Linked DNA regions of Homo sapiens: regions 2 and 3 are each linked to region 1. A link is an interaction called in ENCODE POLR2A ChIA-PET data of the cell type or tissue named here. Cell type or tissue: K562. All regions are shown on one strand.

What was found. Peaks named below come from ENCODE experiments on the same cell type or tissue, not always from the same donor. Only the 100,000 strongest peaks of a DNase experiment are listed, where the experiment ranks them.
Region 2: POLR2A ChIA-PET joins it to region 1 with 5 read pairs; 3 of 35 experiments call an interaction of 5 or more read pairs at or near these places.
Region 3: POLR2A ChIA-PET joins it to region 1 with 6 read pairs; 9 of 35 experiments call an interaction of 5 or more read pairs at or near these places.

What each region holds. Positions count from the first base shown.
Region 1 is chr1:179,086,646-179,089,145 of GRCh38, reverse strand. It overlaps TOR3A (torsin family 3 member A), which reads right to left. Exons shown (of 6, transcript NM_022371.4): 4 at 1,057-1,235. Among named protein-coding and RNA genes, the nearest start is that of TOR3A, 5.8 kb to the right of the region's middle. RefSeq lists enhancers at 1-608, 609-1,510. In K562, no CTCF peak of the experiment used is centred here; a DNase peak (open chromatin) is centred at 1,345.
Region 2 is chr1:178,556,050-178,558,549 of GRCh38, reverse strand. The region is part of intron 2 of LOC105371632 (a long non-coding RNA gene); the gene reads left to right. Among named protein-coding and RNA genes, the nearest start is that of C1orf220, 15 kb to the right of the region's middle. In K562, no CTCF peak of the experiment used is centred here; no DNase peak of the experiment used is centred here.
Region 3 is chr1:179,211,658-179,214,157 of GRCh38, reverse strand. All of the region lies in intron 1 of ABL2 (ABL proto-oncogene 2, non-receptor tyrosine kinase), which reads left to right. Among named protein-coding and RNA genes, the nearest start is that of ABL2, 17 kb to the left of the region's middle. In K562, no CTCF peak of the experiment used is centred here; no DNase peak of the experiment used is centred here.

The DNA of each region.
Region 1 (2,500 bases):
CTGCGCCTGGACCCTGTTTCACTTCCTCTTGTGAATCCACACCGAAACTAGATCTGCCCTCCACAGCTCAACCCTTCACCCCTCCACACTCCCCAAGCTAGGATGAAAATCAGCATCCCCTCACCAACTTCCCCATCCTCACAAAGTGAGCCCTGCAGCTTGGGAAACCCCCCCAGCAAGCAAGTGCTGGCCTGGGGAAGGCGAGGCCGGAGTGGAGTTGGGAAGGGAGCACTCAGTTTGACTCCTACCGAGGCTCGAGCTGTTGTGAAGCCTTCAAATTGGGTCAACAAGGGCCCAAACTTGACTTGTAACAGACACAGGACTCCCCCAGTTGGAGCCTCCGCAAAAAGATGAGGTTGGACAAGTTATTTCTAAGTTGGCTTCACGCAAAGATGTCAGTGAAAGCACAGGAACCTCAGTGCAGTGATTCAGTGACTGGGTCCCGCATGGTAGCGTCACAACTGAACTACAGGTACTCAGAGGAAGCATGGGTTTCTCAACCCGTATACCCTGGATTTTAAGCCAGTGATGACTTCTCATAATCGGAGAAGAAACAGACTTCCAAGGCTGAAGGAAGAAATGGCCGTGTTGGACTTGATGGGAGACTATGCCGTTCTCTAACCAGGCTTGCCTTGGGAATTTGTTTCAAAAAATCTGTCACCCAGATTGGAGTGCAGTGGCCCGATCTCAGCTCACTGCAACCCCCACCTCCTGGGTTCAAGCGATTCTCCCACCTCAGCCTCCCGAGTAGCTGGGACTACAGGCACATGTCACCACGCCCAGCTAATTTTTATATTTTTTGTAGAGATGGGGTTTCACTATGTTGCCCAGGCTGGTCTTGAACTCCTGGACTCAAGGGACCCGGCCGCCTTGGCCTCCCAAAGTGCTGGGATTACAGGCGTGAGCTACCACAGCTGGCTGCTGCTTTCTGTACCAGAGTTTGTGCTGTTTTTTCTTGAGGAAAGGTTCTGAACCTGGGGGCGTGTGGAAGCCTCCACTGCCAGCTAGTATCTTCCCCTCCCCCAGCCCTCCTGACTATTGTTCCCCAGAACCCACCTGAGAAACAGAAAGATAGTCCATGGAGACTCAGCCCTGTGGCCCTCAGGGGCCCGGCGTTCTAAGTGTGGCCCAAGGACCTCCAGCAGCCCTGGGTGCAGCTTCTCCGCTTCATCGAAGATGAACAGGGTCTGGTGGCAGAGCTGCTGCGTCTCCCGGATCTGGCTCATCAGCTGCTCCTGCACGGGATATAGGGAGCAGCTGGGGAAGTGGTGACTCCTTCCACCTCCGGCCTTGAGGGCGTGGTTTCCCCTGGGCATGTGCAATGGACCCCCTGGGGCTGGGTTCCCCACCCCCCGCCCCCCGCCAGAACCTATCAAATCCAAGCTCTTGGGGAGGGCCTAGGACATTTGCATCTGACCAGCTCCCAGGTGATTCTCAAGCACCCTGAGGGTTGAAAGCTAAACAAGGTGAAGCCAGCTTGGGGACTAGGAGACAGCCTAGAAAGGAGTGGGGAGAAGCCCTTCTGCCCTTGAGAAGGGGCCCCTGCTCCAGCCCTGCTCTCTCCTCTCCAGGACTACATCCCATCCAGGAGCTAACAATGTCCACACACCCGCAAACTTTCATTACTTCTACAACAAAAACATCCAGGCGCAACTTCCCTGTTTAAGCTCAGGGTCTATTCCCAGGGGGTGGATAGGAGTTGAGCTTTCATACAGGGGTGATGGGCAAAGAGAGGCTCATGTGCCCAGAGGCAGCCACAGTCCCCTGCCCTGAACTCCCGGGTGCAGAGCGCCCACTGGCACCCTGGCTGGGCCGAGATCTCAGGGGAGCAAGCCTGCTGAAGGACTGACTGGGCCTAACCAACATCCAACTTGGCTCCTGCAAGCTGTGGAGGGTTCCTTGCCCCAGGCAAGACAGTAAACCCTCAAGTGAAAAGATGGTTCTTTGCAATGTTCATCGAAATGGGCAGGGAATATATTATTCAGGGCCAGCTCCCACTCCAGAGCCCACACTCCCTGTCTACTGGGTGCACCTTTGTGGGGGAAAGTGTGAGGTGCAGGGCTATGCACATGCCAGTTTTCACAGCAGGGAAGCTGGGGCTGCAGCAGTCTTGCCACAGTCTAAGCCAGACAGTTCTGCCCGGAAAGGCCCAGCTCAGCCTGCCCCTGCCCTCCAAAGCCATATGGAAACTGCCAGGAGACGCGGGCAGCCTCTGTCCTCAGACGCTGACATAATCTTCCCAGGTGAACACATTCCAAATATTAAAACAAAGCCAAAGACAGGTGCAGTCAATTCTGTCAGGCTCTTCTGGTATGTTTTCAATACTACATGGCTGAATTAGTAGAAGAAACCCAAAATGGCAGAACAGCCAAGGAAATTTCTGTCCATCCACTTGCTGGTATATAATAAGCTGATACGGGAAGACATGAAAAAATCAGGTAAGATAGGATAGGCCTGTTTTCTTTTTTTTTTTTTTTTTTGAGATGGAGTCTTGCTCTGT
Region 2 (2,500 bases), 530 kb after region 1:
TAGATACAGGAGCAGATATTTCAATCATTTCTCTATAGCACTGGCCATCCACGTGGCCAATTCAACCCACTCAATTTAACATAGTTAGAGTTGATAAAGCCCCTGAAGTATATCAAAGTAGTTATATTTTGCATTGTGAAGGGCAAAATATACGTGATGGACAACCTGTGACTATTCAACCAATTATAACTTCTGTACCTATAAATTTATGGGGAAGAGATTTATTGCAACAATGGGGAGCACAAGTTCTAATTCCAGAACAATTATATAGCCCTCAAAGTCAACATACAATGCATGAAATGTGGCATGTCCCTGGTATGGGACTAGAAAAAAGTTGCAAGGTTTGAAAGAACCGCTTCAAGCAGAAAGACAAAATTCCCGCCAAAGATTAGGATATCATTTTGATGGCAGCCATTGTTAAGCCTCCAGAACCTATACCTTTAAGATGGATAACAGATAAGCCAATTTGGATAGAACAATGGCCACTAAGTAAAGAGAAACTGGAGGCTTTAGAGAAATTAGTTGCTGAACAATTAGAAAATGGGCACATAGGTCCAACATTTTCCCCTTGGAATTCTCCAGTTTTCATAATTAATAAAAAATCAGGTAAATGGAGAATGTTAAATGACTTAAGAGCCATCAATTCAGTTATACAACCTATGGGAGCATTACAGCCAGGATTGCCTTCTCCTGCTATAATTCCAAAAAACTGGCCTTTAATAGTCATAGATTTAAAAGACTGTTTCTTTACTATCCCTTTAGCTAAGCAAGACTGTAAACGGTTTGCATTTACAATTCCTGCAGTAAACAACCTGCAGCCTGCTAAGCGTTATCATTGGAAAGTGTTGCCACAGGGCATGTCAAACAGCCCAACAATTTGCCAGACGTATGTGGGGCAAGCAATTGAACCTACGCGTAAAAAATTTTCACAGTGTTACATTATTCACTATATGGATGATATACTTCGTGCTGCCCCCACTTGAGAAATATTACTCCAATGTTATGATCACTTGCAAAATTCAATTTCTCACGCTGATTTAATTATAGCTCCTGACAAAATGCAGACTACTCCTCCCTACTCCTACTTCGGGACCTTAGTAAATGACACTACTATTGTGCCACAGAAAGTAACCATATGTAAGGATCAACTAAAAACATTAGACTTTCAAAAATTACTAGGGGATATTAATTAGATATGACCTGCTCTAGGCATTCCTACCTATGCCATGAGTAATCTGTTTTCTATCCTTAGAGGAAATCCTAGTCTCACTAGCCCTCAGCAGATTAACAAAGGAGGCGGAGGCAGAGTTACAACTGATTGAGAAGCAAGTCCATAAAGCTCAAATAGATAGAATAGATCCAGAGAAGACTCTAGATTTGCTCATTTTTTCAACTCAGCATTCACTTACTGGTTTTATTGTCCAAGAACAGGACTTAGTAGAGTGGCTTTTTCTTCCACATACTACTTCACAGACTCTAACTCCTTATTTAGATCAAATCGCTACTATGATAGGGATTGGGAGAACTTGGATTGTTAAATTACATGGATATGATCCTGGAAAAGTTATTGTCCCTCTCAGGAAGGCACAAATACAGTAAGCTTTTATAAATAGTCTTACTTGGCAAACCCATTTAGCTGACTTTGTGGGTATTCTTGATAATCATTTTCCTAAAACGAAGTTGTTTCAGTTTTTGAAATTAACTAATTGGATTCTCCCTAAAGTAACTAAATTTAAACCAATTGAAGGTGCTGAGAATGTTTTTACAGATGGGTCTAGTAATGGTAAAGCTTCTTATTCTGGCTCAAAAAGTAAAGTTTTTCAGACGCCCTATACTTCAGCTCAAAAAGCGGGGCTTGTAGCTGTAATTGAGGTATTGACTGCTTTTGATATGCCTATTAATGTGATTTCTGAATCTTCATACATGGTTCACTCCACAGAGTTAATTGAAAATTCTGTTATGATTTCATGCAGATGAACAACTGATGACTTTATTTACCCAATTGCAAATAGCAGTTAGGAGTAGAATGTACCCTTTTTACATCACTCACATTAGGGCTCTTACACCTCTTCCAGGACCTTTGACTGAAGGGAATCAAATGGCTGATCACGTAGTTGCTACTGCGATATCCAATGCTAGACACTTTCACAATTTAACCTGTGTTAATGCCTCTGGTCTCAAATGCAGATACAGCATTACCTGGAAAAAAGCTAAAGCTATTGTCCAGCAATGCCCAACTTGCCAAATGGTACATTCCTCATCTTTTACAGGAGGAGTTAACCCTTGAGGACTGGAACCTAATTCTATTTGGCAAATGGATGTCACACATGTTCCCTCATTTGGGAGACTAGCTTATGTACATGTATGTGTGGACACCTTTTCTCACTTTGTCTGGGCTACATGCCAAACAGGAGAGTCTTCTGCCTGTGTTAAACATCGTGTTTTGCAGTGATGGGCATTCCGGCTTCTGTTAAAACAGATAATGCCCCAGGCTATACTA
Region 3 (2,500 bases), 130 kb before region 1:
ACATTACTTGGTAGGTTTATTAGTGGGCATTTTATGATTTTTGTTGTTAAGTATAATCTTTCCTAATTGCTTATTGCTAATGTATAGGAAGCCTTGATTTTGTATGTCCATCTTGAGTCTAGGTTTGGTTGCCTTACTTGTATTGCATCTAATAACTTTGTACTGATATTTTTATTTTATTAAAACTGATATTTCTAGATAATTTTTTTCTTTTAAGAGATAGGGTCTTACTCTGTCACCCAGGTTGGAGTGCAGTAGTAGCATGATCATAGCTCACTGCAGCCTCCTGGGCTCAAACAATCCTCCTGCCTATAGCATCCCAATGTACTGGGATTACAGGTGTGAGCCACCACGCCTGGACTCTTTTAGTTATTTTTACCACAGTAATACATGCAGGCAGTTTTAGAAGTCAAAGAATATGACAAGATTTAAAATGGAAAAAAAATTAGCAGCACCCATCCATTTCCTCCCTATATTGGTACTGTTGAGGATGGCAGCTAGTAGCCACTGTGGCTCTTGAGCACTTGAAATGTCCTTTGTCCTAACTGAGAAGTATTGGCCAGGAGTGGTGGCTCACACCTGTAATCCTAGCAGTTTGGAAGGCTGAGGTGGGAGGATCACCTGAGCCCAGGAGTTTGAGACCAGCCTGGGCAATATAGTGAGACCCTTTCTGTATTTAAAAATAAATAGGCTGGGCACGGTGGCTCATGCCTGTAATCCCATCTCTCAGGGAGGCAGAGGCGGGAGGATAGCTTGAGCCCAGGAGTTTGAGACCTGCCTTGGGCAACATAGCAAGACTCTGTTCTCCACGAAAAGGAAGAAAAAAAAAGACAAAAATAAAAATAAGCGTAAAAATAAATAAATAAATACAAATAAGCTAATTGAGAAGTACTGTAATAAAATACACATTATGTTTCAAAACTCAGTATGGAAAAAATGAATATAAAGTACTGCATTAATTTTTTTATATTGATTACATGTTTTAAATAATATTTTAGATAGACATATATATAAAAATTAATTTTTTGAATTTAAATTTTTGATGTAGTTACTAGAAAAAGTAAAATGGCATTTGTAGCTTGCATTATATTTCTTTTTTTTTTTTTTTTTTGAGACGGAGTTTCACCCCTGTTGCTCAGGCTGGATTGCAATGGTGTGATCTTGGCTCACTGCAACCTCCGCCTCCCAGGTTCAAGCGATTCTCCTGCCTCAGCCTCCCAAGTAGCTGAGATTACAGGCTTGTGCCACCACGCCTGGCTAATTTTGTATTTTTAGTAGAGACAGGGTTTCTCCATGTTGGTCAGGCTGGTCTTGAGCTCCAGATCTCAGGTGATCCTCTTGCCTCGGCCTCCCAAAGTGCTGGGATTATAGGCATGAGCCACCACGCCCAGCCAGCTTGCATTGTATTTCTTTCTTTTTTTTTTGAGACGGAGTTTTGCCCTTGTTGCTCAGGCTGGAGTGCAATGGCACGATCTTGGCTCACCACAACCTCCGCCTCCCGAGTTCAAGCAATTCTCCTGCCTCAGCCTCCCGCGTAGCTGGGATTACAGGCATTTGCCACCATGCCTGGCTAATTTTGTTATTTGTAGTAGAGACAGGGTTTCTCCATGTTGGTCAGGCTGGTCTCGAACTCCCGACCTCAGGTGATCCACCTGCCTTGGCCTCCCAAAGTGCTGTGATTACAGGTGTGAGCCACCATGCCCTGCCCAGCTTGCATTATATTTCTAATGGACATTGCTGCTTTAGATGGTAAGACCTGTGAGAACAGGAACTTGGTCTTGTTCACCCTTGTAGTCCCTGTACCTTTAATGGTGCCAGGCACTCAGTAGTATTTAAATGATTGATATATTCAGCAAGTAGGATGATGTGGTTTGGCTCTGTGTCCCCACCCAAATCTCACCTTGAATTGTAATAATCCCCACGTGTCAAGGGTAGAACCAGGTGGAGATGATTGAATCATGGAGGCAGTTTCTCCCATGCTGTTCTCCTGATGGTAAGTTCTCACCATGTCTGATAGTTTTATAAGGGGCTTTCCCCTTCACTTGGCTGTTCTCTCTCCTGCTGCCCTGTGAAGAGGTGCCTTCCACCATGATTTCAAGTTTCCTGAGGCCTCCCCAGACATGTAGAACTGGGAGTCAGTTAAACCTCTTTCCTTTATAAATTATGCAGTCTCTGGTATTTCTTCACAGTAGCGTGAGAATGGACAAATACATAAGGAGAGAGTATTTTCCTCATTGTACACTCAGAGATATTGTACCTGGCATGTTACAGTGCAGATTTTATTCCACGGAGGTGCTTTGAACTAATCTGAGTTTTCTTTGCAGTTATTGATTGGTAAACAGTTATTTAAATTTTTTTTTTTTTTTCGAGAAGGATTCTTGCTCTGTCACCCAGGCTGTGGTGTGATCTTGGCTCACTGCAACCTCCATCACCCGGGTTCGCAGTGTTGAACAGGCTGGTCTCGAACTCCTGACCTCAAGTGATCCACTTGCCTCGGCCT